Regions from separate parts of the Homo sapiens genome. Here regions 1 and 3 are each linked to region 2. Evidence: chromatin loops called from intact Hi-C (ENCODE). Cell type or tissue: mammary epithelial cell. All regions are shown on one strand.

Evidence for each region. Hi-C counts contacts between places; a loop is a spot of excess contacts. Peaks named below come from ENCODE experiments on the same cell type or tissue, not always from the same donor. Only the 100,000 strongest peaks of a DNase experiment are listed, where the experiment ranks them.
Region 1: it touches region 2 in a loop (10-fold over the local background); 102 of 110 quality-filtered maps call a loop at or near these places.
Region 3: a loop joins it to region 2, with 5 times the contacts of the local background. A loop is called at or near these places in 5 of 110 quality-filtered maps.

What each region holds. Positions count from the first base shown.
Region 1 is chr22:37,588,050-37,596,049 of GRCh38, reverse strand. No RefSeq gene overlaps it. Among named protein-coding and RNA genes, the nearest start is that of LGALS2, 12 kb to the right of the region's middle. RefSeq lists an enhancer at 5,253-5,332. In mammary epithelial cell, a CTCF peak has its summit at 3,328 (motif pointing right); a DNase peak (open chromatin) is centred at 3,379; H3K4me3 peaks cover 270 bases.
Region 2 is chr22:37,535,223-37,543,222 of GRCh38, reverse strand. No RefSeq gene overlaps it. Among named protein-coding and RNA genes, the nearest start is that of CARD10, 20 kb to the right of the region's middle. RefSeq lists a silencer at 4,150-4,339 and enhancers at 3,958-4,457, 4,458-4,959, 5,066-5,275. In mammary epithelial cell, a CTCF peak has its summit at 4,222 (motif pointing left); DNase peaks (open chromatin) are centred at 1,192 and 4,222; H3K4me3 peaks cover 155 bases; H3K27ac peaks cover 1,976 bases.
Region 3 is chr22:37,787,804-37,795,803 of GRCh38, reverse strand. No RefSeq gene overlaps it. Among named protein-coding and RNA genes, the nearest start is that of H1-0, 13 kb to the left of the region's middle. In mammary epithelial cell, a CTCF peak has its summit at 3,790; a DNase peak (open chromatin) is centred at 3,793.

The DNA.
Region 1 (8,000 bases), 53 kb before region 2:
ATTACAGGTGTGAGCCACCGCGCCTGGCCTGTTTTTTGTGTTTTTTTTTTTGGTATTTTTAGTAGAGACAGGGTTTTACTATATGTTAGGCAGGCTGGTCTCGAAATCCTGATCTCAAGTGATCCACCCACCTCAGCCTCCCAAAGTGCTGAGATTACAGGTGTGAGCCACCATGCCTGGCAAACTTTAAATTAAGTGTATGTCCAACTTACCCATTAGTGGGGTCTCAAAAACGCTTATGGCCACCTCAGTATCCCCTTCCCCAGGGGAAGTGTGACAGAGAGCAAGTCAGTGGAAAGAGATAGCAGCAGCCCTGATTGTGACTTAAAACTCTTACTTTTGGGCCAGTCATGGTGGCTCACGCCTGTAATCCCAGCACTTTGGGAGGCCGAGGTGAGCGGATCACTGAGGTCACGACTTCGAGACCAGCCTGACCAACATGGAGAAACCCCATCTCTACTAAAAATGCAAAAAATTAGCCAGGCATGGTGGCGCGTGCCTGTAATCCCAGCTACTTGGGAGGCTGAGGCAGGAGAATCGCTTGAACCTGGGAGGTGGAGGTTGCAGTGAGAGAGATCATGACCTTGCAGTCCAGCCGGGCAACAAGAGTGAAGCTCCATCTCAAACACAAACAAACAAACAAAAAAACCTCTTACTTTTGCAAACTGTTCAACACATGAACACTTGCTAAGGTCTCTCCCAAGACAAGGGAGGAGCCCTGGAATTTAAGGTCTATTAGCGTCATGGAAAATCCATCTCTGACTAGGCCGGACGCCGTGGCTCACACCTGTAATCCCAGCACTTCGGGAGGCCGAGGTGGCCGGATCACCTGAGGTCAGGAGTTCGAGACCAGCCTGACCAACATGGGGAAACCGCATCTCTACTAAAAATACAAAATTAGCTGGGCGTGGTGGCGTGTGCTTGCAGTTCCAGCTACTCGGGAGGCTGAGGCAGGAGAATCCACTGAACCCGGGAGGCAGAGGTAGCAGTGAGCCGAGATTGTGACCCTGCACTCCAGCCCGGGCAACAAGAGTGAAATTCCGTCTCAAGAAGTAAAAAACAAAAACAAAAAACTCCATCTCTGACTCACACACACACACACGCACACGCGTGCACACACACGCACACATAATCAAGTTTCACACGGCAATACTTACCCTACGTGCCAGGCATACTGATATCTTCTGTTCTGTTCTCTTTGGCAGCCTACAGTTAGAAGGTGCTGGTCCAAGTCTCATTTGAGTCCAGAGTGGATTAGTGGCTTGCTGAAAGTCACAGAACCAGTAGCCCCAGAGCTTTGTCACCTGCCTCCCAGCCTGTGGGCCTTTTCTCTGCCCTCACGAAACGCCTTTTCCCTTTGGGCTGCCTTTTGCTGTGGGTCTCTTTTTCTGCTGGGAAAGGGCTGGATTGGGTCAGGGGCCATTTCTACTTGCTTCTCTGTATATCCATGGGCCCTACTCACAGAGGTTCAGGAGATGGTGGTTGAATGAATGGAATGAATGCAAACAAACACTTGGCCTTTATCCAGTTCATATCCATCACTTTTTCACTGACCTCCAGACCTGAACCCACAATTCACCTTCAGGTGACAACTCAGGAACCCCACAGCGCCACCGTGAACGGTTGGGCAGGTTGCGCACTGCACATAGCACCTGGCTAAGCATTCAACCAGACATCCAGCTCACCTCCATCTGCCAAACCCCTCATCCTGGGGTGGGTTATACCTTTTCCTAATTTGCACAAAAGCACTGATGGGTTAGCGTCAACCCTGCCCTCAGACCTGGGTTCTTACTTCCTGGGCAACTTGGGGCAAATTACCTAACCTCTCTAAGTTTGCTCCTCTGTAAAATGGAGACTGTAATACCTACTTCAAGGGTTGGCATGTGGTTAAAGTGATAGCATATGCACAAAGTCAGCGCTCAGTTGTCCCCTAGAAATCATGACACGCTTGCACAAAGGGCCACGTTCACAGAGGATCATGCAGGTTTGCTCGTAAAAGTCAAAGACTAGAAACAACCTAAATGTCCACCAGTAGGTGACTGGCTGAAAATGTCGAAGGTGGAATACATCCCAGCCTTTAGAAAGAGAAAAGTGTTGGCCAGGCACGGTGGCTCATGCCTGTAATCCCAGCACTTTGGGAGGCCGAGGCAGGCGGATCATGAGGTCAGGAGATTGAGACCATCCTGTCTAACATGGTGAAACCCCGTCTCTACTAAAAATACAAAAAATTAGCTGGGCGTGGTGGCGGGCGCCTGTAGTCCCAGCTACTCGGGAGGCTGAGGCAGGAGAATGGTGTGAACCCGGGAGGCAGGGCTTGCAGTGAGCCAAGATTGCGCCGCTGCACTCCAGCCTGGGCGACAGAGCGAGACTCTGCTCAAAAAAAAAAAAAGAGAAATGTGTTTCACTGAGATGGAACAATTTCCAAGATATGCTGTTAAGGGAATAAAACCAAAGTACAGAACAGCCAGTATAGGCCAGGCATGGTGGCTCATGCCTGTAACCCTAGCACTTTGGGAGGCCAAGGCAGGAGGATCGCTTAAGCCCAGGGGTTCAAGACTAGCCTGGGCAACATGGCGATACCATGTCTCTACAAAAAATATAAAAATTAGCCGGATGTGGTGGCATGTACCTGTAGTCCCAACTACCTGGGGGGCTGAGGCAGGAGGATCATTTGAGCCTAAGGGGTTGAGGCTGCAGGGAGCCATGTTTGAGTCACTGCCACTGCTCTCCAGCCTGGGTGACAGAGTGAGATCCTGTCTGAGAAAAAAAAAAAAAGGGCCAGGCGCGGTGGCTCACACCTGCAATCCCAGCACTTTGAGAGGCCGAGGTGGGCGGATCATGAGGTCAGGAGATTGAGACCGTCCTGGCTAACATGGCGAAACCCTGTCTCTACTAAAAATACAAAAAATTAGCCGGCGGTGGTGGCACGCGCCTGTAGTCCTAGCTACTTGGGAGGCTGAGGCAGGAGAATTGTTTGAACCCGGGAGGCAGAGGTTGCAGTGAGCCGAGATCACACCACTGCACTCCAGCCTGGGTGACAGAGACTCCATCTCCAAAAAAAAAAAAAAAAAAAAAAAGACGCAGTCAGTGTCTGGCATGTTTTCATCTGCGTAGCACATAGAATATCCCTGGAAACAAGCATGAGAGAGATATTGGCTGTGGGGATTGAGAAAAGAGGGAGACTTGCTTTTCCCTGTAAAGCCCTTTTGAGCTGTGTGAAGTGTTTTAATCACATGCTTGTCTTAATTGTCATATTTTTAAGTAGAGGTTTAGCAATTGAAAAGCTGTTTTTCTTCCTAATTTATATTGTTCTCTTAGTGGCCAGCAGGGGGAGGTAAATGCTTTCTCTCTTCAAACATCTAAACCACCCCGTTGACAACCACCCTTCTTGAGACAGGAGAATGGCTTGAACCGGGAGGCGGAAGTTGCAGTGAGCTGAGATTGCACCACTGCACTCCAGCTCGGGTGATAGAGCAAGACTCCGTCCGGGGCGGGGAGCGCCTGGCCAATTTTAACCATCTTTAAATGTAGGATTCTGTGGCATTTATTACATTTATAACATTGTGCAACCATCACCACTATCTAGTCCCAAAACTTTTTTTATCACCCCAAACAGAAGCTCTATACCCATTAAACAGTAACTCCACTATTCTCCCATCCCCTCAGCCCCTGATAGCTTCTAATCTACTTTCTGTCTCTATAAATTGTCTATTGCAAATATTTCATATGAGTAGAATCATACAATATTTGTCCTTTTGTGTTTGGCTTCTTTCATTGAACATAATGTTTTCAAGTTTCATCCATGCTGTAGCATGCAGCATGTATCAGCACTTCATCCTTTTTCATAGCTAAATAATATTCCATTGTCTGCTGGGCACGGTGGCTCATGCTGTAGCAGGACGAGCCACAGACAAAACTCCTCAGACACCGAGTTAAAGAAGGCAGTGGTTTATTCGGCCAGGAGCATCAGGCAAGACTCCTGTCTGAAGAGCCGAGCTCCCTGAGTGAGCGATTCGTTTCCCTTTTAAGGGCTCACAACTCTAAGTGGGTCCGCATGAGAGAGTCGTGATGGATTGAGCAAGCAGAGGGTATGTGACTGGGGGCTGCATGCATCGATAATCAGAACGAAACAGAACAGGACAGGGATTTTTACAATGCCTTTCCATACAATGTCTGGAATCTATAGATAACATAACCAGTTAGGTCAGGGGTCGATCTTTAACTACCAGGCTTAGGTCAGGCAGGCCCAGGCCTGGTTTCAGGTCTGGTTCCTTGCTTTCGGGTCTGGTTCCTAGGCGCCAGGCTACCTGCCTTTAGTTTTGCTTCTCTTTCCTTTTCTGAGTATAAGACAATATAACACAATATGAGAGGATCTGTCTCTCTTCTCTCAATGCCTGTAATCCCAGCACTTTGCGAGGCTGATGTGGGTGGATCACAACGTCAGGAGTTCAAGACCTGCCTGGCCAAGATGATGAAACCCCGTCTCTACTAAAAATACAAAAATTAGCTGGGCATGGTGGCGGGTGTCTGTAATCCCAGCCACTTGGGTGGCTGAGGAAGAGAATTGCTTGAATCCGGGAGGCGGAGGTGGCAGTGAGCCGAGATCATGCCACTACACTCCAGCCTGGAAGACAGAGCAAGACTCCCTCTCAAAAAAAAAAAAAAATTCCACTGTTTGTATATACCACATTTTGTTTATCTATTCATCTTTTTTTTTTTTTTTTTTTGAGACAAGGTCTTTCTCTGTTGCCCAGGCTAGGGTGCGGTGGTGCAATCACAGCTCGCAGCCTTGGCCTCTGAAGCTTAAATGATTCTCCCACCTCAGCCTCTCAAGTAGCTGGAACTACAGGTGTGTGCCACCATACCTGGCTAATTAAAAAAAAATTTTTTTTTTGTAGAGATGAGGTCTCACTATGTTGCCCAGGCTGGTCTCGAACTCCTGCCTCAATCAGTCCTCCTGCCTCAGCCTCCCAAAATGTTGGGATTACAGGCATGAGCCACCATGCCCAGCTCCTTTCTTTCTTTCTTTTCTTTTTTTTTTTGAGACAGAGTCTTGCTCTGTGGCCCAGGCTGGAGTGCAGTGGCGTGATCTCGGCTCACTGCAACCTCTGCCTCCCAGGTTCATGCCATTCTTCTGCCTCAGCCTCCCGAGTAGCTGGGACTACAGGCGCCCGCAACCACGCCCGGCTAATTTTTTGTATTTTTTAGTAGAGACAGGGTTTCACTGTGTTAGCCAGGATGGTCTTGATCTCCTGACCTCGTGATCCTCCTGCCTCAGCCTCCCAAAGTGCTAGGATTACAGGCATAAGCCACCGCGCCGGGCCGTTAGCTCCTTTCATCTGTTGGTAGATGCTTGGGTATTTCCACCTTTGGTCTGATGAATAATGTTGCTATGAACATTGGTTTACAAATATTAGTTTGAGTTCCTGCTTTCGATTCCTTTGGGTATGTGCATACTTGGGAGTAGAATTGCTAGATCATAGGGTAATTCCATGTTTAGCTTTTTGAGGAACTGCCAAACTATTTATCATAGCAGCTGCAACATTTTACATTCCCACTAGCAACATATTATACAAGAATTGAAACTGTTTTGTTTTTTTTTTTTTGAGAAGGAGTCTTGCTTTGTCTCCTAGGCTGGATGGAGTGCAGTGGTGCCATCTTGGCTCACTGCAACCTCTACCTCCTGGGTTCAAATGATTCTTGTGCCTCAGCCTCCTGAGTAGCTGGGATTACAGGCATGAGCCACCATGCCCGGTTAATTTTTGTATTTTTAGTAGAGATGGGGTTTCACCATGTTGGCAGAGCTGATCTTGAACTCCTAACCTCAGGTAATCCACCACCCTTGGCCTCCCAAAGTGCTGGGATTACAGGTGTGAGGCATCGCGCCTGGCCAAGAATCGAAACCTTAATTTATAAAACCAAACAAGTGCCAGTTGCCTGCTAGGAAATGGACAGACTGGTGCAGCAGTGGTGAGGTCTCTTTACCTCTTTGCAAAATTGGCTCCTGTGCTGGGCTGAGGATGTGGAGTGTGAAGGCCAGAGAGGGAAGGGCTGGAGGACTCTAGGATTCTGCAGGGAACAAAGGTGGGCCAGTGAAATCCCCAGCTTGGGAGGTGGCTGGTAGGGGCAGGAGGAGCTGGCCGAGGGGGAAACTGAAACCCAGAGATCCTTAGACATTGAGCTGGAGGTCATCATACCCAACCCCTTTTGCTCCTGCTGGGGGAACAAGGGTTGGGGCTGTCACGCGTACAGAGGAGAGAATGGAGCAGAGAATGCCTGCTCCAGGAAGGTCCCAGATAAGCACCTAATTAGCAAACTAAGATGCAGGCGAGAGACCTCGCAATGGCCCAATGTATGCAGAGTGCTGAGCAAATGCCAGCCAATTAGCTATTAAATACAGAATAATAATAGTTGAGTACCTACTATGTGCCATATTCTGTATGCCAAGCCCATTACATACATTCTCTAGGAAGCTGAGGCTACCTGGCCTGCCCAAGGTCACACAGCCAGTAAGAGGCAGCGAGGACTTGAGGCCAATGCCATTCCATGAAGGTGCCGGAGCAGGCAGCAGCTCTGGACACCCAGCCACAGTCTCATCTGCTCTCCTGCAGCCCATGGTCTCCCCAGGGGCTCTGGGAATTAGGGGAGAATTCATGACCGCTCTGGTTGGTGGGTCTCGGGGGTTGTGAACTTGACCTGCAAGGGTATTACGGCACCTAGGTCCTGCTCCCATCCTAAAAATAAAGGGTCAGCTTCTGAAATGGACATTTCCCTGAAGGCCTGTACCTGTTGATTTTGGCCTTCAGGAAAATGTCCATTTAAACCAAGCTGCTTCTGGAATCCTTTGGATTCTGATTCTGGGAGATGAGGCCCTGGGGGCTCATAGGTGTTTCCCCTTGAGGAAGGAGGCTTGTATATGTACGGGGTGCTGCGGGGAGGCAGCCCAGATGGTCCTGAGACTGCAATCATCAGAAAAGCAGTGATGGCAGCAGAATCTGTGTGGCCCAGGGCAGAGCTGGGGCCAACTGTGAGAGGAAGGGGATTGCCCCCAGGGACAGACTTCAGTAAGAGTGGGGGTTTCCAGTGGCCATAGGTGCTCAGGGTGGATCAGAAGCCTTGGGAGTGGGTGTGCTCCTGCGACTAGGGCTGCACTTGGCGGGGGACCTCCTTTGGTTGTTTACCACATTAGAGATGGATAAATGCTCCTCTCCCTGCTTGGCAAACACAAAGATTGAGGCGGATATAGTCCTGTCCTTGGCAGATATAATCCTGCCAGAAGCTGGGGGTGGGGTGGGAATGCTGGGGTGAGCAGCGTTGCTTCATTGCTTCTGTTGTTTTAGCCTCTCCTCACCATCCCCAGGTACCCGCCCGCATGGACAGCTGTGACTGGGTGATTAAGATGCAGAAGGCTCAGGTCAGGCGCTGTGGCTCACGCCTGTAATCCCAGCACCTTGGGAAGCCAAGGCAGGCAGATCACCTGCGGTCAGGAGTTCAGGAAAAGCCTGGCCAACATGGTGAAACCTCGTCTCTACTACAAATACAAAAATTAGTCGGGCGTGATGGCGGGTGCCTATAATCCCAGCTACTTGGGAGGCTGAAGCAGGAGAATCACTTGAACCTGGAAGGTGGAGGTCACAGTGAGCCGAGATTGCACCACTGCAGTCCAGCCTGGGCAACAGAGCGAGACTCTGTCTCAAAAAAAAAAAAAGGCTCCACTATCCATGGAAAGACTGTGTGGCCTGGGCCAGGGAGAAGGAACTGCACTCAGGACTCAGGTCACCTGTCTCTGAGGAAGAGCACTCAAGGACCACCCAAGTCACAGAAGCAGCTTGGTTTATATCTTCAATTTCTAAAGACACAGAGATGGAAAATCTTCTTGCCACTTATAAGAAGGTGGACACAGAACCTGATGATCTTTTCTGTAAATCCACCCAGCACCACACGTGCATAAGTTGGCGTGGCCCTGAGACGGAGGCTTCCTGGTTCAAAAGGCTGGGATG
Region 2 (8,000 bases):
CCACAATCCTATGTCGCAGTAGGTACTAAGATTTGTTCCCATTTCACTGATGGGGAAACTGAGACCTACAGAAGCTAAGAAACTTGCCCAACATCACAAAAACCCTGTGACTTGTGAGGCGTCCACCTGGACATGGGCTCTTACCCACTGGTTTGCAGTTTCCCAACCTGCCTCAGGGTCCTTGAACACTTGATGAAATTCCTCCAGGAGTCTTGGGTAGGAGCTGGGATCCTTACTTTTCACTCTTTTGCCCTCTAAGTTTGTGACGTTTGAATCAAGAAATGGCCGAATGCTTGAGGCCCAGAGTTTGAGACCAGCCTAATGAACACAGTGAGACTCCATCTCTAGGGTGTGGTGGCACATGCCTGTAATCCCAGCTCCTTGGGAGGCTGAGGCAGGAGAATTGCTTGAAGCTGGGAAGCGGATGTTGCAGTGAGCTGAGATCATGCCATTGCACTCCAGCCTGGGTGACAGAGCGAGACTCCATCTCAAAAAGAAAAAGAAAAGAAAAGAAAAGAAAATGAGCTGGGCATGGTGGTGCTACTCAGGAGGCTGAGGCAGGAGGATCGCCTGAGCCCAGGAGTTTGAGCAGGCTGCAGTGAGCCATGATTGCACCACTGCGCTCCAGCCTGGGCCACAGGGCAATTCCTAGTCTCAAAAAAAAAAAAAAAAAAAAAAAAAAAAAGGCCAGTTCTGCTTTAAACCCCACTGGAGAGGCAGAAGACTGGGGTTCAACTTCCTAGGCCCTACTTACTTTCTTTGGGGTGGTCTTGGGTAGTTCCCTCACCCTGAACTTTGGTTTCTGTATTTCTAAAATGGGGATACAGTACCTCCCTGGATACCATCCCTGAGTTACCTGAGACTGGGCTTGGGAAAGAGGTTTGCGAATGGTTCAGGCTGTGGGTTCCTGGGACCCAGGGGTGGTAGGCTCAGGGATAGGAGTGTGGACAGTCCAGGAGTTGCTCAAGCTTGTCTAGCCCCCAGAGCTAGGCTCTTTCCTAGCTAGTGTCATCAGTGGCTGGGGAGGTCATGCCACGATGGCAAAGTTGGGGGTGGCAGGAGTAGTAGGGAAGTCTGGTTGTGAGCCTGCCTTCTCCCATCCACCCCACCTGACACCCAGCACGCCCTGGCTGGCAGTTGCTAGTGATTCACCAGCTTTAAGCCCTAGTTTCATTTGTAATCAGGAAACGGGCCACTAGAGAGCCCGGGGCACTTTCTGGTGAGCCCAGACACCCTCCCAGAAACCTAGTGGGGAGGAGGAAAGCAGAGGGCCTGGTCCCAGAGAATTTGCATAATTTGTTCTTTGAGGAGGGTGAGAAATCCCCAGGGCCCAATTTCCCTGGAAACCATTTGCTCATGAGCTCATTCATTCTCGTTTATTAAACTCCTGCACTGTGCCAGTTACCAGGGACCTAGACAAGAACAGTGAAGTTTTCCGGGGGCTTCTGGGAGGGGAAGACCACCGTGTAATCGGGGTAACCCTTGCACAGCACAGTGAGGGATGTGTTTACAAAATTTGGAATCCACGGAGGAGAGGGTGGTGCATTTGGGCTTGGTATGGGTAAGGGGAGGTTCAACAATTCTGAGGCCCCTACCAGGAGGGTTGACAGTGCAGGCTGGGTTTGGCTCCTTCTGCCACTTTTTTTTTTTTTGACATAGAGTGTTGCTCTGTCGCCCAGGCTGGAGTGCAGTGGCTCGATCTTGGCTCACTGCAAGCTCCGCCTCCCAGGTTCACGCCATTCTCCTGCCTCAGCCTCCTGAGTAGGTGGGACTACAGGCGCCCACCACCACGCCTGGCTAATTTTTTGAATTTTTAGTAGAGATGGGGTTTCACCGTGTGAACCAGGATGGTCTCGATCTCCTGACCTTGTGATCCGCCCGCCTCGGCCTCCCAAAGTGCTGGGATTACAGGCGTGAGCCACCGTGCCCGGCCTCCTTCTGCCACTTCTGAATGGTTCTTCTCCCATCTGGGCCTTGGTTTTCCCATCCGTGAGCTGGACACAGGAATGGTGGCTTTTTCCTGGTGTTGTTATGAGAATCCAAAGGGTTAACACATGTAAAGAGCTTACGACAGCACCTGGTGTATGGTCAGCCTTGTGATGTTTTAGCTGATGCCACTGCTGAATGGTGGGTACTGTGGGAGGGGCTGCCCAAGACATGGGTTGGAGCATGCCTGGCAGACAGGGAGAGGACATGCCAGGGGAAGGCCACTGCCTGTGCAAATGCCCAGAGGTGTGTAGCACATGGATGTGTTGGACAGTGGTGGGGTGAGAGGTGGGAAGGAGCATTTGAAGATACTATCATTCCCTTTGGATATTCTCCTCAGGGCAGCAGGGAGCCATGGAAGGCTCTTGAGCAGAGGAGTGACATGGTAGAGCTGAACGCCAGGGCTACAGAGTGGTGATGGACTGGAGGGGCCAGACCAGGGCAGAGGGACCAGTTAGGAGTAGGCACAAGAAGCCTGGTGGGAGATGGGGTTCCTGAACGAGGGCATTAGTTCTGGGGATGGAGAGGCCAGGAGAGGACTAGTGGAGGGGGTGGGGCATGTAGCTGAGCTGCTGGTGATGAAACAAGGAGCGAGGAACACAGTGGGCTGAGGGAGATGGAGGAGTGTGAGTGTCCTGGAAGCCATTGATTCAGAAGATACTAATATACTTAGCAGGGGATGTTGAAGGAGGACTTTGAAATGTCTGTAGTAGTCGTCCAGGGGATCAGCAAGGGAAGGGCATCCCAGACAGAGAGCTGCCAAAGCAAGAGTGCAGAGGTGTCAAATAGCCTGTGTGTTTGGAGAGCAGTGGGTGTGGTGGAGTTTGGGTTTTGGGGGGAAGTAGGGGGCCAGGAGTTTGGGGCCTTGGGCACAATCCTGTAGGCTATTAGGAGTGGGAGTCAGTGAACCGAGTGGCAGGAAGAAAATTTAAACATCTCTATTAGTTTCCTGTGGCAGCTGTAACAAATGACCACAATCTTGGTGGCTTAAAACAATAAAAATTTATTCTCTCCACGCCAGGTGCAGGGCTCTCGCCTGTGATCCCAGCACTTTGGGAAGCCAACGCAGGAGGATCGCTTGAGCCCAGTAGTTCGAGACCAGCTTGGGCAACATAGTGAGACCCTCATCTCTACAAAAAACTTTAAAAAATTAGCTGGACATGGTGGTGTGAGCTGGGAGTCCCAGCCACTTGGGAGGCTGAGGTGGGAGAATCGCTTGAGCCCAGGAGGTCAAGGCTGCAGTGAGCTATGATCACACCACTGCACTCCAGCCTGGGCAATAGAGCAAGACCCTGTCACTGAAAAACAAACAAACAAAAATGATTAGTTCTGGAATCCAGAAGTCTGAAATCAAGGTGTTGGAGGGGCCCCGCTCCCTCTGAAGGTGCTAGGGGAGAATCCTTCCTTGCCTCTTCCCGCTTCTGGTGGCTCCAGGTGTCCTTGCCTTATGGCAGCCTCGCTCCTGCCTCTGCCGACATTTCCGTGTAGCTCCCTCTGTGTCAGCATCTTCTCTTCTTGTAAGGACACTTGTCAGTGGATTTGGCCCCCCACGGATAATCCAGGACGATCTCATCTTGAGATCCTTACTTTTTTTTTTTTTTAAGATGGAGTTTCGTTCTTGTCACCCAGGCTGGCGTGCAATGGTGCAATCTGGTCTCACTGCAACCCTCTCCTCCCGGGTTCAAGCGATTCTCCTGCCTCAGCCTCCCAAGTAGCTGGAATTACAGGCATCCGCCACTACGCCTGGCTAATTTTTTATTTATATTTTTAGTAGAGAGGGGGTTTCGCTGTGTTGGTCAAGCTTGTCTTGAGCTCCTGACCTCAGGTGATCCGCCAGCCTCAGCCTCCCAAAGTGCTGGGATTACAGGAGTGAGCCACCGCGCCCGGCCGAGATTCTTATCTTCATTACATTCGCAAAGACTCTTTTTTCAAATAAGACTGTATTCCCTGGTCCCAGGTGGACGTGTCTTTTGCAGGGGGGCCACCAGTCAACCCACTGCAAAATCCCCAGGCAGTGCCCTCTCCCACGTTCCTCTCCTCCTTGGGGCTCCCAGCCCCTCCAATCCAGCCTCCTTGAGTAGGAACTGTGTGGTCCTCATTCACTTTTCCACCCCTAGGGCCCAGAGTGGGCAGTGTGTTTGCAAATATAACTCCGTTCCTCTCTTCTTCCCTCCCTCCCTCCAGTAACCGATGCCACCAGAGGCTAGAACTGGTGCTGCACCTGTGGGACGAGGGCGCCACCGTGTGTCCAGCTTGGAGCAGTGTGGTCACAGGCTTGAGCCCAGCCCCTGCCCTGCTGACAGCCACTTACAGAGCGCCTGCCCCACCAGTCACTCCACCCACATCAGCCCTCTTCTTCATGGCCGCAGTATAAAGAGGGAATTACTATCCAGTTTTTCAGATAAGGAGACTGAGGCTGAGACCTTGCTAACGTCACCCAGCCTTCAGCTGCCGCCAACTCCAAAGCCACACCCACGCCATGCTGTGGACCAAAACTAGACCTGTGCGTGGGTCTGGGCGTGAGCCTTCAGACTTCTCAGGGTGTCCTGCTATTGGGAAGCTGACGCAGGAGGATTGCTTGAGCCCAGTAGTTCGAGACCAGCTTGGGCAACATAGTGAGACCCTCATCTCTACACCTCTTCTGTAAAGGGGGGAAGGTGCCAAGGACCGCCCTTGCCAGGTGGCCCCTTCCCCGTCTCTGGCCCTGAGAGAGACCTGCAGACCCCTGAGGCCTGTGGGTCTTGGGGGAATGAATTTTTGGGGAATACAATTCTGAGTACTTTCCAAACATTAGTCTTTTTGAATATTTTGGTGTTCATTGTTTTTCTCTAAACATTTGCATATGTGTGAACTATTTAGTGATTTAAAAAATATACTTAACTGGGTTAAAACTTTACGTAGGGCTGAGTGCAGTGGCTCACGCCTGTAATCCCAGCCCTTTGGGAAGCCACGGTGGGCGGATCACTTGAGGTCAGGAGTTTGAGACCAGCCTGGCCAATATGGTGAAACCCTGTCTCTACTAAAAATACAAAAATTAGCCGGCTGTGGTGGTGCATGCCTGTAATCCCAGCTACTCGGGAGGCTGAGGCAGGAGAATTGCTTGAACCGGGGAGGTGGAGGTTGCAGTGAGCCAAGATTGTGCCACTGCACTTCAGCCTGGGCGATGGAGTGAGACTCTGTCTCAAAAAACAAAAGAAAACGAAACCAACTTTATGTAGGCCTCCAGTTCCCCTCTAAAAGACAACAGCTGGCTGGGCGCAGTGGCTCACGCCTGTAATCCCAGTACTTTGGGGAAGCCAAGGCAGGAGGTTCACTTGAGGCCAGGGCTTCGAGACCAGCCTGGGCAACATAGTGAGACCCTGTCTCTATTTAAAACAAACAAACAAAAAAGGCCTGGCACCGTGGCTCATGCCTGTAATCCCAGCACTTTGGGAGGCTGAGGCAGGCGGATCACCTGAGGTCAGGAGTTTGAGACCAGCCTGGCCATGCGGCGAAACCCTTACTAAAAATACAAAAATTAGCCAGATGTGGTAGCGGTGGGGGGTGCCTGTAATCCCAGCTCCTCAGGAGGCTGCGGCAGGGAAAATTGCTTGAACCCGAGAGGTGGAGGTTACAGTGAGCCAAGATCGCACCATGGCCCTCCAGCCTAGGCAACAGAGCGAGACTCCATCTCAAAAAAAAAAAAAAAATAAAATAAATAAATAAAAAATAAATGAAAAACAATAACTGATGGCAGTTTCCTCCATATTCTCCCAGAGATGATCTGGGATGATTTATATATGTATATATGTATGTACATGTACACAGTATATGCAGACACACACACCACACACACATTCCCCCACTTCTTTTTAAAAGCAAATGGTGGCATACGATATACAATTCTCTACTGTCTTTTTCCACATAATGACATTTTTGCATTTATTCCATATGATTGCATATAATTTACCTTTGGGGGTTGTATTAGTTTGGGCTTCCTTAACAAACTACTATAGACTGGGGGGCTGAAATAGCAGAAATTGATTTTCTCACAGTCTGGAGGTTGGAAGTCCAGGATCAAGGGATGGGAATAGTGGCTTCTTCCCAGGCCTCTCTCCTTGGCTTGTAGATGGCCATCTTCCCATCATCTTTCTTCTGTACACATCTGTGTCCAAATCTCCTCTTCCTATAAGAGGCAAGGGTACTATTTTGATTGACATTATATACATGAAATAAGTGTATACAGAGTGAGCGCGCCATGTAGCCAGTAACCGAATAAAGGCCCAAATCATACTGGATTAGGGTTTGCCCTAAAGACCTCATTTTAACTTTTTTTTGAGACAGGGTCTCGCTCTGTTGCCCAGGCTGGAGTGCAGTGGCATGATCTTGGCTCACTGCAACCTCCGCCTTCCCGGTTCAAGTGATTATCCTGCTTCAGTCTCCCGAGTAACTGGGATTACAGGCATGCACCACCACGCCCAACTAATTTTTGTATTTTTAGTAGAGATGAAGTTTCACATGTTGGCCAGTCTGGTCTCAAACTCTTGTCCTCAAGTGTCCCCTCGGCCTCCCGAAGTACTGGGATTACAGGCGTGAGCCACTGCGCCCAGCCCCTCATGTTAACTTAGTCACCTCTTTATGCTTTGTTTTTGTTTTTAGAGACAGTCTCGCTCTGTTGCCCAGGCTGGAGTGCAGTGGCACAATCACGGCTCACGATAGTCTTGACCTCCTGGGCTCAAGCTATCCCCCTGCATCAGCCTCCAGGGTAGCTAGGACCTCAGACAGGTACCACTGCACCTGGCTAATTTGTATGGGGGGAGGGTCTCACTACAGTGCCAGGCTGTTCTCCAACTCCTGGGCTCAAGCCATCCTTACACCTCAGCCTCCCAAAGTGCTAGGATTACAGGTGTAAGCCACCTCACCCAGTCTTTTTTTTTTTTTTTTTGAGACAGAGTCTTGCTCTGTCACCCAGGCTGGAGTGTAGTGGCGCAATCTCGGCTCACTGGAACCTCTGCCTCCCAGGTTCATGCGATTCTCCTGCCTCAGCCTCCTAAGGAGTTGGGATTACAGGCATGCACCACCATGCCCAGCTAATTTTTGTATTTTTAGTAGAGATGGGGTTTTGCCATGTGGGCCAGGCTTGTCTAGAACTCCTGACCTCTGGTGATCTGCCCGCCTCGACCTCCCAAAGGGCTGGGATTACCGGCGTAAGCCACCGCGCCCAGCTTACCCAGTCTTCAGTCACCCCTTTAAAGACCTTATCTCCAAATATGATCACATCCTGAGATACTGGGGGTTAGGACTTCAACATATGGATTTTTGGGGAGCGCACATCAGCCCATGGCAGAGAAGCAGGGGTACAGTTTTAGTTGAAATATTATATATATGAAATAAGTGTATACACAGTGAGCACACCATATAGCCAGAAACCAAATAAAGACACAGAACACAGCCAGCCCCCATGAACCCCTGTGAGCCCACTTTCTACAATTCCTCCCACAAGGAAGGAGTATCCTGATCTTGCAGATTTTAACCTGGTTTTGTCCTCTGCGTAAATGGAATCCTGTCCTCTTTTCTGTCTGGCTTCCTTCACTCAACATTATGTTTATGGGATTCGTCCACGATGTTGCCTGTAGTTATACATTTATTATTTATTTTCACTGCTGTGTAGTAGCACTCCACTGTGTGAATATACCACTTTTTAAATTTATTTATTTATTTATTTTTTGAGACAGGGTCTCGCTCTGTCGCCCAGGCTTGAGTGCCGTGGTGTGATCTTGGCTCACTGCAACCTCTGCTTCTCAGATTCAGACGATTCTCGTGCTCACTGTAGCCTTGACCTCCTGGGCTTGAGTGATCCTTTCCGGCAGCTGGGACTACAGGCCATGTGCCACCATACCTGGCTAATCTTTAAATTATTTTTTGTAGAGACTGGATCTCACTATGTTGCCCAGGCTGGTCTGGAACTCCTGGGCTCAAGCAATCTTCTTGCCTTGGCCTCTCAAAGTGTTGAGATTACAGGAGTGAGCCACTGT
Region 3 (8,000 bases), 250 kb before region 2:
GTGGTGGCCGTGGGGGTGGAAGGAAGAGGCAGATATGAGAAATATTGAGGAAAAGTCCTTGCTAAAGGGTTGGCTGTGGGGGGTGAGGGAAGAGATGGAAGGACTCCCAGGCATCTGGAACAGAAACAAAGATGGCGCATGGCCCGGCACGGTGGCTCACGCCTGTAATCCCAGCACTTTGGGAGGCCGAGGTGGGCAGATCACTTGAGATCAGGAGTTTGAGACCAGCTTGGTCAATATGGTGAAACCCTGTCTCTACCAAAAACACAAAAATAAGCTGGGTGTGGTGGTGGGCGCCTGTAATCCCAGCTACCCTGGAAGCTGAGGCAGGAGAATCGTTTGAACCTGGGAGGCAGAGGTTACAGTGAGCTGAGATTGCACCACTGCACTCCAGCCCAGACAACAGAGTGAGACTCTGTCCAAATAAATAAATAAAACCAACAACAACAAAAAGAAGAAAAAAAAAAAGGCGGGCACAGTGGCTCACGCCTGTAATCCCAGCACTTTGGGAGACCAAGGTAGACGATCACCTGAGGTCAGGAGTTCGAGACCAGCCCAGCAGACATGGTGAAACCCCATCTCTACTAAAAATATACAAAATAGGCCGGGCGCGGTGGCTCACGCCTGTAATCCCAGCACTTTGGGAGGCTAAGACGGGTGGATCACGAGGTCAGTAGATCGAGACCATCCTGGCTAACAAGGTGAAACCCCGTCTCTACTAAAAATACAAAACAATTAGCTGGGCGTCGTGGCAGGCGGTTATAGTCCCAGCTACTCAGGAGGCTGAGGCAGGAGAATGGCATGAACCCGGGAGGCGGAGCTTGCACTGAGCCGAGATCGTGCCACTGAACTCCAGACTGGGTGACAGAGCGAGACTCCGTTTCAAAATAAAATAAAATAAAATAAAATAAAATAATTTTTAAAAATACAAAATTAGCCAGGTGTGATGGCACACGCACGCCTGTAGCCCCAGCTACTCGGGAAACTGAGATAGGAGAATCACTTGAACCCGGGAGATGGAGGCTGCAATGAGCTGTGATCTCATTATTGCACTCCAGCCTGGGTGAGGCACAGCAAGACTCTGCCTCGTAACAAAACAAAACAAAACAAAACAAAACAAAACAAAACAAAACAAAGATGGCCGGCCTTCTTTTGTCCTGCCCTGGCCACTGGCTGTCCTGGTTCCCCCCTCCTCCTTGACAGCCTCACCCTGTGGAGGCTGACCTCTCACCTGCTTCTCCCAAGTTAGGAAAACCCATCCCATGTGGGTTAGAAGTCAAATGAACAGAAAGACAAACACACATTTCCAGACAAAGAAATAAAAATGCAGGTGACAGTTTAACAGTTAAACTTTAACTGATCTAACTGAACTAAACCTTAACTAATTTCCAAGTTTGTTTTTGTTTGTGTTTCTTTTTCTTTTTTTTTTTTTTTCTGAGATGGAGTCTCGCTGTCTCCCAGGCTGGAGTGCAAGATGGTCTCGATCTACTGACCTCGTGATCCCCTCGCCTGGGCCTCCCAAAGTGCTGGGATTACAGGCGTGAGCCACCGCGCCCAGCCTGTTTGTGTTTCTTAAGACAGGTCTTCTCTGTAGCCCAGGCTGGAGTGCAATTATGGCTATTGCAGCTTTGAACTCCAGGGCTCAATCGATCCTCTTACCTCAGCCTCCCAAATAGCTGGGACTACAGGCACATGCCACCACACCAAAAATACTAATTTTGGTATTTTCTGTAGAGACAGTGTTTCACATGTTGCCCAGGTTTGTCTCAAACTCTTGGGCTCAAGCGATCCTCCCACCTTGGCCTCCCAAAGTGTTGGGATTACAGGTATGAGCCATTTCCAAGTTTTAAAGCACCATGGCACAGACTGAGGGTTTTGAACCCACAGACATAGTTTAGCCTCTTGCATGGACGGCGTCCTTTGGAAGGCCATGCGGCTCTCACATAGAGGAGGCTACATGTGCAGACCTGGAAAAATGTCTATGATATATTAATTGACAAAAGGAAGCTAAGAAAAATATGGGGGGACCTCATTTTTATAAAATAGGGATATTAGAGAACTACATACAGGTATGTAACAGTAGTTCCCATTTATTGAGCAGTTACTATCTGCCCACACTGTGCTAAGTGATCTATCCGTAGGTATTAACATTCGGTCTTTTGCTGTTGTTATCACTTCATTTGACAGGTGGGGAAGGAACTTACCTAAAGCAGTCCAATTCCATGCTCTTTTTTTTGTTTTGTTTTTTTTTTTTTGGAGACGGAGTTTCGCTCTTGTTGCCCAGGCTGGAGTACAATGGTGCAGTCTCAGCCCACTGCAACCTCCACTTCCCACGTTCAAGTGATCCTCCTGTCTCAGCCTCCCAAGTAGCTGGGATTACAGGCACCCACCACCACGCCCAGCTAATTTTTGTATTTTTAGTAGAGACGGGGTTTCACCATATTGGCCAGGCTGGTTCCGAACTCCTCACCTCAGGTGATCCACCCGCCTCTATCTCCCAAAGTGCTGAGATTACAAGTGTGAACCACCAAGCCTGGCCTTTTGTTGTTGTTGTTGTTTATTTGTTTGTGACACAGGGTGTCACTCTGTCACTAAGGCTGAAACACAAATCATGGCTCACTGCAACCTTGAACTCCTGGGCTCAAGTGATCCTCCTGCTTCAGCCTCCCAAGTAGCTGGGACCACAGGTGCGCATCACCACGTTCAGCTAATTTTTAAAATTTCTGTAGAGATGGGGCCTCACTATATTGCCCAGGCTGGTCTTGAACTCCTGGCCTCAAGTGGTCCTCCCAGCTTGGCCTCCCAAAGTTCTGGGATTACAGGAAACTCCATGCTCTTAATCAACTCTCAAAACTGCCTTTCTCTTAACCTGGCAGGAGGTGGGCAAATTTGTGGCTAGTCTGGGGACCGCCAAGAGAAATGAGATTGGGCCCCAGTTCCTCTCTCCTGATAGGATTAGCTGCTATCTGACCCATCAGGACAGTCCTGTCCAGCTGGCAGAGAGGACACTCATGCCTCAAAGGAAATAACTCACTCCATGGGAAGTAGATGTGGACAGGTGACCCAAGCTCAGTGCCAGAGGCCAGGCATTGGTGAGGGACACAGGTGCCATGTGTGGTTTGGGCTGAAAGTCCTGTTGGACCTGCCCACTCTGGCGTCATTTCCTTTTTCTTTCTTTCCTCTTCTTTTTTTTTTTTTTTTTTTTTTTTTGAGATAGAGTCTGGATCTGTCATCCAGGCTGGAGTGCAATGGCGCAATCTCGATCGCGGCTCACTGCAACCTCTGCCTCCCAGGTTCAAGCGATTCTCCTGCCTCAGCCTCCCAAGTAGCTGGGATTACAGGCATGCACCACCACGCCTGGCTAATTTTTGTATTTTTAGTAGAGATGGGGTTTCACCATGTTGGTCAGGCTGGTCTTGAACTCCCGACCTCAGGTGATCCGCCCACGTCGGCCTCCCAAAGTGCTGGGATTACAGGTGTGAGCCACTGTGCCCGGCCTAAGTTTTGTATTTTTAGTAGAGATGGGGTTTCACCATATTGGCCAGGCTGGTCTTGAACTTCTGACCTCAAGTGATCCACCTGCCTCAGCCTCCCAAATTGCTAAGATTAAAGGTGTGAGCCACTGCGCCTGGCTTGGCATCATTTTCCTTTCAGGGAGCTGAGCTCCTGGAGTGAACTGAGAGGACTGCCTCGGGGCCCACGCAGTGCACCACTAGGCCTTGCAGAGTAGGACTGGCCTTCTTTGGACAGAGTGAGTCCTTGGGATTCCCAGACTATTCTGGAAGAGACCTCAAGAGGGAGATGCTGGGCTTCTTAACAATAAATGAATGAGGATGCAGGAGAGATTGGTTAAAAAAGCAACCGCAAGCACTGTGGCTAGGGTTGTTCTCCAAGCTGGTGAAGTGGCCCGTGAGTGCGTGTACATGTGTGGACACTCCATGTTCATAGTAATGATTTTCTCTGAGAAATGGATTTGGGTCACAGTGCACTGTTATTTTTTACTTTATACACTTCTTTTTGTTTGTTTGTTTGGTTTTTTTTTTGTTTTTTTTTTTGAGACAGAGTCTTACTCTGTCGCCCAGGCTGGAGTGCAGTGGCGCAATCTCGGCTCACTGCAAGCTCCGCCTCCCGGGTTCACGCCGTTCTCCTGCCTCAACCTCTCCGAGTAGCTGGGACTACAGGCGCCCACCACCACGCCCGGCTAATTTTTTGTATTTTTAGTAGAGACAGGGTTTCACCGTGGTCTCGATCTCCTGACCTCGTGATCCGCCTGCCTCGGCCTCCCAAAGTGCTGAGATTACAAGCGTGAGCCACCGCGCCCAGCCTAGTTTATACACTTCTATACTGTTTTAGTTTATAAACAATAAGCGTGTCTTTTTTTTTTTTTTTTTTTGAGACTGCGTCTCACTCTGTCGCCCAGGCTGGAGTGCAGTGGCACGATCTCGGCTCACTGCAACCTCCGCCTCCTGGTTCAAGTGATTCTCGTGCCTCAGCCTCCCAAGTAGCTGGGATTACAGGCACTACTTGCCACCACGCCTGGCTAATTTTTGTATTTTTAGTAGAGAGGGGTTTCACCATGTTGGCCAGGCTGGTGTTGAACTCCTGACCTCAGGTGATCTGCCAGCCTCGGCCTCCCAAAGTGCTGGGATTACAGGCGTGAGCCACTGCGGCTGGCCATGTGTATTACTTTTTTTTTTTTTTTTTTTTGAGACAGGGTCTCTCTCACTCCAGTTGCCCAGACTGGAGTGCAGTGGCTTGGCTCACTGCAGCCTCTATCTCCCTGGCTCAGGAGATTCTCCCACCTTTGCCTGCCGAGTAGTTAGGACTTACAGGCACGCGCCACCACGCCTGGCTAATTTTTTGTATTTTTCGTAGAGACGGGGGTTTCACCTGCCATCATGCTCGGATAATTTTTGTATTTTTGTATTTTTGTAGAGATGCGGTTTCACTGTGTTGGCCAGGCTGGTCTTGAATTCCTGACCTCAAGTGATCCACCTGCCTTGGCCTCCCAAAGTGCTGGGATTACAGGTGGGAGCCACCATGCCCGGCTGGGAAAATATTTTCTCCTCCATGAACCATACTCTCAATGCACTAACTGGTGCTGTGACAAGCACCAGGGACAACAGGGACTGCTCTCTGGTGAGGGCCATGCCCAACTGGGGCCCAAATGCAGCTGGCATCAGTCCCTGCAGGTATTCACATATGCTTTGGTGCTGGCTGGGGGTGGAGCACACAGCGCTGCTTGCAGGGAGGAGTGGGTTTCTTCAGAAACGTTTAGGGCCCTTCCCCCATAGACATTAAAGATGTTAAACATACCTTAGGAGGCAATGTGGGCTGGTAGGAGAAGCACCCAAATCTGCTGTGTGACCTGAGGGCATTTGCTAATCCTCTCTGGGCCATGTGGGTGATCCTGTAAACTGAAGGTTTGGATGGACTTCTTCTATCTGCTAGAAGTCCCAAAGTCTAGCATAGTGGTGAGGCCCAAGTACTGGAGGTCCAGGTTGTATGGTTTCAAATCCCAGCCCTTCCAAGTCATAAGTATGAGGGTCTTGGCAAAAATAATAATGACCCTTCTGTGCCTCAGTTTCCTCCCCTGGGCATTATAGTAATTGGCGATAATAATGGCATTTGCCTGATAGAGTTTTCTTGAGGACTAAATGGATATGTATGTTATAAATACATACGTGTGTACATACTCTGTATGTAGCAAATGATAGATATCATATGAGTTATATATCATTATATATCTCACTTAGAAGTTCCTGACACAGGCCGGGCATAGTGGCTCATGCTTGTAGTCTTGGCACTTTGGGAGGATGAGTGGGGGGTATATCACCTGTGGTCAGGAGTTCGAGACCAGCCTGGCCAACATGGTGAAATCCTGTCTTTACTAAAAATACAAAAATCAGCCGGGCATGGTGGCACGTGCCTGTAATCCCAGGTACTCGGGAGGCTGAGGCAGGAGAATCACTTGAACCCGGGAGGCGGAGGTTGCAATGAGCCGAGATCGCGCCACTGCATTCCAGCCTGGGAGACAGATCTCCGTCTCAAAAAAAACAAAAAAATGGAATTCCTGACACAAAGTAAGTGCAGTTTAAGTATTAGCTGTTTTAGTATTAGCAGTTAAGTATTAGCTGTATCATCCTTGGTATTTCAGACACCTGGACAGAAATGACGTGTTTACCCAAAACAAGGCAGCAGAGGTTCATGACCATGTTAAGTATCTTTGTTTTTGGCTAAGCTTTATATCCATTCAGTGTGGGAGCAATGGATTTTCTTCCACTGATCCAAAGCTTTGATTGGCAGTTCCACGTGACTTTACTTGAGTTTTTACTGTTTAATTTTTAAAAATTTATTTGTAATTAATTATTTTTTTGAGACGGAGTTTCACTCTTTTTTTTTTTTTTTGAGACAGAGTTTCGCTCTGTCGCCCAGGCTAGAGTGCAGTGGTGCGATCTCGGCTCCGTGCAAGCTCCACCTCCCGGGTTCACGCCATTCTCCTGCCTCAGTTTCCTGAGTAGCTGGGACTACAGGTGCCCGCCACCATGCCCAGCTAATTTTTTGTATTTTTAGTAGAGACAGGGTTTCACCCTGTTAGCCAGGATGGTCTCGATCTCCTGACCTCATGATCCACCTGCCTCGGCCTCCCAAAGTGCTGGGATTACAGGCGTAAGCCACCACGCCCGGCCAAGTTTGACTCTTGTTGCCCAGGCTGGAGTGCAGTGGCACCATCTCGGCTCACTGCAACTTCCACCTCCTGGCTTCAAGTGATTCTCCTGACTCAGCCTCCCAAGTAGCTGGGATTATAGGCGCCCGCCACCATGCCCAGTTGATTTTTTTTGTATTTTTAGTAGAGATGGGGTTTCACCCTGTTGGCCAGGCTGGTCTTGAACTCCTGACCTCAGGTGATCCACCCACCTCGGCCTCCCAAAGTGCTGGGATTACAGGTGTGAGCCACCGCGCCTGGCCTATTTTTAATTTATTAATAATATTTTTGAGACAGGGTCTCGCTCTATTGCCCAGGCTGGAATGCGGTGGTGCATGTAACGTTCACGTGCTCAGTGTAACCTTGAACTTCTGGCTCGAGCAATCCTCCTGTCTCAGCTACCCAAAGTATTGGGATTATAGGCAGCAGCCACTGTGTCCAGTCTTAAGTTCGTTTGTTTGTTCCTTTGTTTGTTTGTTTTGAAACAAGGTCTCTCTGTGTTGCCCAGGCTGGAGTGCAGTGGCACAATCACGACTCACTGCAGCTTCAACTTCCCAGGCTCAAACAGTCCTCCCACCTCAGCCTCCCCAGTACGTGGAACCACAGGCCTGCCACCATACCCAGCTAATTTTTTCTATTTTTTTTTTTTTTTTTTTTTTTTTTTTTTTGTGGAGACAGGGTCTCACTATATTGCCTAGGCTTCAGCTCTACTTTTTTTTTTTTTTTTTTTTTTTGAGACAGAGTCTCGCTCTGTCGCCCAGGCTGGAGTGCAGTGGCGTGATCTCGGCTCACCGCAACCTCTGTTCCCGAGTTCACGCCATTCTCCTCCCTCAGCCTCCCAAGTAGCTGGGACTACAGGCACCCGCCATCACGCCAGGCTAATTTTTTTTTGTATTTTTAGTAGAGACGGGGTTTCACCGTGTTAGCCAGGATGGTCTCGATCTCCTGACCTCGGAGCCCTAAGTTTTTAAAATGTAGGAATCTCTTCTTAATGTAGTTTGTTTGAAAGACCAAAAGCTCTTTTTTTTTTTTCTTTGAGATGGCATTTTGCTCTTGTTGCCCAGGCTGGAGTGCAATGGCACGATCTCGGCTCACTGCAACCTCTGCCTCCCGGGTTCAAGCGATTCTCCTGCCTCAGCCTCCCGAGTAGCTGGGACTACAGGCGCCCGCCACCGCCACCATGCCCAGCTAATTTTTTGTATTTTTAGTAGAGATGGGGTTTCACTATGTTGGCCAGAGTGGTCTCGCAGGTGATCCGCCCGCCTCAGCCTCCCAAAGTGCTGGGATTACAGGT